Regions from separate parts of the Homo sapiens genome. Here region 1 is linked to region 2. The links are chromatin loops, found by intact Hi-C in ENCODE. Cell type or tissue: Calu3. All regions are shown on one strand. Region 1 overlaps CAVIN1 (caveolae associated protein 1). Region 2 overlaps KAT2A (lysine acetyltransferase 2A).

What was found. Hi-C counts contacts between places; a loop is a spot of excess contacts. Peaks named below come from ENCODE experiments on the same cell type or tissue, not always from the same donor. Only the 100,000 strongest peaks of a DNase experiment are listed, where the experiment ranks them.
Region 1: a loop joins it to region 2, with 4 times the contacts of the local background. A loop is called at or near these places in 5 of 110 quality-filtered maps.

The regions. Positions count from the first base shown.
Region 1 is chr17:42,405,187-42,407,686 of GRCh38, reverse strand. CAVIN1 (caveolae associated protein 1) reads left to right here. Exons shown (of 2, transcript NM_012232.6): 2 at 2,299-2,500. Among named protein-coding and RNA genes, the nearest start is that of CAVIN1, 17 kb to the left of the region's middle. RefSeq lists an enhancer at 1,327-1,376. In Calu3, CTCF peaks have their summits at 1,247 and 1,451 (motif pointing right); DNase peaks (open chromatin) are centred at 6 and 1,476.
Region 2 is chr17:42,115,566-42,118,065 of GRCh38, reverse strand. KAT2A (lysine acetyltransferase 2A) reads left to right here. Exons shown (of 18, transcript NM_021078.3): 8 at 49-159; 9 at 252-388; 10 at 470-678; 11 at 905-1,031; 12 at 2,233-2,343. Among named protein-coding and RNA genes, the nearest start is that of DHX58, 4.1 kb to the right of the region's middle. RefSeq lists enhancers at 1,707-2,026, 1,750-2,285. In Calu3, a CTCF peak has its summit at 1,158 (motif pointing right); a DNase peak (open chromatin) is centred at 1,175.

The DNA of each region.
Region 1 (2,500 bases), 290 kb before region 2:
TGCCTGCTGGGAGGTGTAGTTGGGTAACAGAGAGCTGGAGGTGGCTTGGTGCCCAGCAGAGCTGATGCCCAGATGAGAGAAGAGGTGGAGCCAGCATTCCCTCTTTGTCCCTGCTAATGCTATTGACAAGAAGGGAAGGAAGTTGGGAGAGGGTGTTCCTAGTTTTCAGTGTAAACCAGGAAACTCTGGGGGGATGTTGATGGGAGGGAAGAGGAAAGAGGTTGGGGGCTGGGGAAGGAATTTCTGTAGCAGGTGGTGCAGAGATACCGAGCAGCCTATGTATAGGGGTGTGTGTGTGTGGTGTCAGTGAGAGGACTCAGTTTATGTTGCCTTAATTTCTTAGGGGACAGGATTTTTCTTATAATTCTGGGAAATGGTCTTCAGAAAACCCTTTAGAAAAGCGACTATCTCTCGTTCCTTCATTTGAAGTCACTAAAGGGAGTCTGGGCCAAAGAGATCCTATTGATGATCTTGGTCTGCCCTTTCCCTTTCTGTGCTCAGCCTCCCCTGCTCTCTGATGAGGGTGGAGGTGGGGGAGGGAGTGATCCAGAGATTCTGAAATGTTGGCCAGAGTCAAGATCTTGGAAAATCTTCCCGGAATGGAAAGCAGTTCTGGTGCTAAGTCCTCCAAGGAGAAGACAGAAAAGCAAAGAACTGGTTCTGAGCTCCAGGGTCATGGGGAATCTGAGACCACCCATCCTACTCCTAGACCCCTGAGCTCAGGCTTTGTGCTGGGGGCAGGGGGTAGGGAAAGCAAGAATTGAAAAGTAATCTCTCTTCTATCCCAAAGTAGGGAAGTCACAACCAGAAGAAATGTCCAGACTGGGGAGAAAACATGTCCGTGGCTCCCAGCCAGCTTCTTCCTCTTTCCAATATCAATTTCTAAATGTGGGGGAGGGGGAGAATGACCACTGGTGGAGCCAAACAGTATGAAGGAGTCAAAGAAGGTGGAGGTGGGGGAGGGTGGACCACAGTTCTCCATCTCTAAGGCTGGTTCTGAAATAGCTTGAGGCCAGGAGCAGTGGCTTATGCCTGTAATCCCAGCACTTTGGGAGGCCAAGGCGGGTGGATCATTTGAGGTCAGGGGTTCGAGACCAATCTGACCAACATGGTGAAACCCCGAGTCTACTAAAAATACAAAAAAATTAGCCAGGTGTGGTGGCGCATGCCTGCAGTCCCAGCTACTCAGGAGGCTGAGGCAGGAGAATTGCTTGAACCTGGGAGGCAGAGGTTGCAGTCAGCAGAGATCGTGTCACTGCACTGCAGCCTGGGCGACAAAGCGAGACTCCATCTCAAAAAAAAAAAAAAAAAGAAATAGCTTGAGTCTAGGAAATGCACTTCCTTTACTTTACCTGCTTGGGTGGGTAGGTGCAGCTGTGGGCTCAAACCCCTACCCGCTTTCAACTTAGACACTCCCACCACTTGCTTTTCGGCCTGGCTCGGGCAGTGTGCGATTTGCGGCACCAGAGGGCGCTCCGCCCATTTCCAAAGTGGAGCTGTGTCTCCCGAGGGCCGTAGTGGTTTAATATCATCTACGGGTGGAAAGGGATCAGGACAGGGTTGGACGACCACAGAGATTTTAGCCCAAGTGCAATTATTACGCAACCCCATCTCCGACCCGAAGTTTGGTCCCCTGCTCCCGCGGTCTGTTTAGTCACCATTCGTTCAACACACATGTTTTTTAGAGAATGGCGGCGCGAGGCCGGGCGCAGTGGCTCACGCCTGTAATCCCAGAACTTTGGGAGGCCGAGGCGGGCGGATCACCTGAGGTCGGGAGTTCGAGACCAGCCTGACCAATATGGAGAAACACCGTCTCTATTAAAGATACAAAATTTAGCCGGCGTGGTGGCGGGCGCCTGTAATCCCAGCTATTCGGGAGGCTGAGGCAGGAGAATTGCTTGAACCCGGGTGGCGGAGGTTGCGGTGAGCCAAGATCGCGCCCACTGCACTCCAGCCTCGGCAACAGATCGAGACTCCGTTTAAAAAAAAAAAAAAAAAAAAAAACAAGGAGAGAGAGAGAGAAAGAATGGCGACGCGGGGTTGGGGGGCCGGAGATGGGTGATATGTTGCCCAGGCTGGTCTCGAACTCCTGGACTCAAGCCATCCTCCTGCCTCGGTCTCCCACAGCGCTAATATTACAGGCGTGAGCCTACACACATTTATTGAGCGCCCGCCAGTTTCCTGGGGACCACGAGCGTCCCATGCTCCCCTCTCTCCAGGATCGTCACCACCCTGACTCAGGCTCGCCCACATCCGCCTCCTCCGACGCCTCTCATGTCCCTTCTCCTCTTCCCTTAGGATGAAGTGAAGCTGCCGGCCAAACTGAGCATCAGCAAATCGCTGAAAGAGTCGGAGGCGCTGCCAGAGAAGGAGGGCGAGGAGCTGGGCGAGGGCGAGCGGCCCGAGGAGGACGCAGCGGCGCTGGAGCTTTCGTCGGACGAGGCGGTGGAGGTTGAGGAGGTTATTGAGGAGTCCCGCGCAGAGCGTATCAAGCGCAGCG
Region 2 (2,500 bases):
TCTCCTCAGCTTCAGCCCCCCATCCCTGACGTCTCTCTCTCTCCTCAGCTTCAGTCAGTGCAGCGGTTGTTCCCAGCACCCCCATCTTCAGCCCCAGCATGGGTGGGGGCAGCAACAGCTCCCTGAGTCTGGATTCTGCAGGGGCCGAGCCTATGCCAGGTGGATACTTGACCCCTGACCTCTGACCCTCATTCACTCCTTCCCAAACCTTTTTTACTGATCCTGAGCAACCTTGCCTGCCTCCCCAATAGGCGAGAAGAGGACGCTCCCAGAGAACCTGACCCTGGAGGATGCCAAGCGGCTCCGTGTGATGGGTGACATCCCCATGGAGCTGGTCAATGAGGTCATGCTGACCATCACTGACCCTGCTGCCATGCTGGGGCCTGAGGTGGGCAGCCCGACCTGCTGACCAGTTGGGGGACCCCCACCAACCTGAGACCCCGGCTCACCACCCCTCTTCTGTGCCCAGACGAGCCTGCTTTCGGCCAATGCGGCCCGGGATGAGACAGCCCGCCTGGAGGAGCGCCGCGGCATCATCGAGTTCCATGTCATCGGCAACTCACTGACGCCCAAGGCCAACCGGCGGGTGTTGCTGTGGCTCGTGGGGCTGCAGAATGTCTTTTCCCACCAGCTGCCGCGCATGCCTAAGGAGTATATCGCCCGCCTCGTCTTTGACCCGTGCGTCCCCCAGAGAGCCCCTCCCCCAGGGCAGCACACCCAGTTCCCTTCCTCCTCGGCCTCTTCACTCCTCAAAATTGGGGATCCCCTGCTCCCCACTTCTGAGGTTCATCCTTTGAGCATTCTTACTTCTCACTGCCCAACCCTGACTACAGCTCAGACTTCCAGGGCTCTGGGGACCTGAAGGGGACAGTCAGGGGCTATGACATGCCCCCCTCTCTCTTAGGAAGCACAAGACTCTGGCCTTGATCAAGGATGGGCGGGTCATCGGTGGCATCTGCTTCCGCATGTTTCCCACCCAGGGCTTCACGGAGATTGTCTTCTGTGCTGTCACCTCGAATGAGCAGGTCAAGGTGAGCGCGGCTCCCCGGCCCCAGCCCCAGTCCACGGCCCACTCCTGAGTTTGGGCCAGTTCGGAGCAGCAGGATGTGTGGCATGCAGCAGCCCGTTGCTCTTCTCTTAGTTAGCGGCCCGTTCCTCACATCCCCACAAGGTGGCAGCCGTACTTTGATAACTGTGGATTAGGAAACCACCTGTTGACAGACGGAGCCCAAGCAGCAGCCACACTTTGGTGGACCTGTGGACTTGGGTTTTCTGCATCACAAGAACATTTACATACATGGGGGAATTAATTACTTTACTTTTTATTTTTTATTTATTTTTTTGAAAGAGGGTCTCTCTCACCCAGGCCGCAGTGCAGAGGCATGATCAGGGCTCACTGCAGCCTCAACCTCCCAGGTTCAAGTGATACTCCTGCCTCGGCCTCCCAAGTAGCTGGGACCACAGGCATGCACCACTACGTCTGGCTAACTTTTGTATTTTAGTAGAGACAGGGTTTCACCATGTTGCAGGGTTTCACCCAGGCTGGTCTCTAACTCCTGACCTTAAGTGATTCACCCACCTCGGCCTCCCAAAGTGCTGGGATTACAGGCATGAGCCACCGCGCCCAGCCAAACTAATCATTATTACAGTAGCCCTATGCTGATAGTTTTGGCTTCTGTCCTTTGTTACAACAGACCCACTCGTAGGGTCTCTGGCTCTGTGTGTCGCATACCTCAGATCTGTGTGGTGCCTCATTGGCCCTGACGTGTGGGAGGCATTGCTCCTGCTGCTCAGACCTCTGGTGACTCCCTCTCCCGCTTCTCCCAACTCTGAGGCCCAGGGACTGGGAATCAGTGGCCTGTGTTGGGTTTGGACCCGGCCCTGCCACGGCTGGCAGCCTGACCTTGAACACATTTCCTAACGTAGCTGAGTTTCGGTTTTCTCTTCTGTAAAATAAAGGTGGTAATACTCGCCTCTGGGGTTAATTTGAGAATCGGTCTGTAAAACAGGAAGCACTGCACCTAGCCCAGAGTGAGCTTAGAAAGCCCGCACCCTTCACTTTCTCCCCATAAGCTCCCCTTCCTCTGTCAGCTGCCTTTCTTCCTCTTTGCCTGGATGCTCTCGCTCTCTCTACCTCCTTTCCAATCTACCCGCTCTTCTCTGGTCTCTGAGACCTCTCCAGCACCAGGCCCATCCTCAGCTCCTGGTGAGTCCTGCTTCCCTCCCCCGCAGGGTTATGGGACCCACCTGATGAACCACCTGAAGGAGTATCACATCAAGCACAACATTCTCTACTTCCTCACCTACGCCGACGAGTACGCCATCGGCTACTTCAAAAAGCAGGTGACCCGTAGCCTCGTCCCACACCGGTCCTTTGCCTGGAGGCTGGGGTAATTCTGTCCAGCCCCTCTGTGGATGGAGTAGGAGTCCCTTTGCGTCCCCTACTTCACCTGACACCTGCCAGGAGAGTCTCCATGCCTATCTTCTTTCCTCTGCTGCC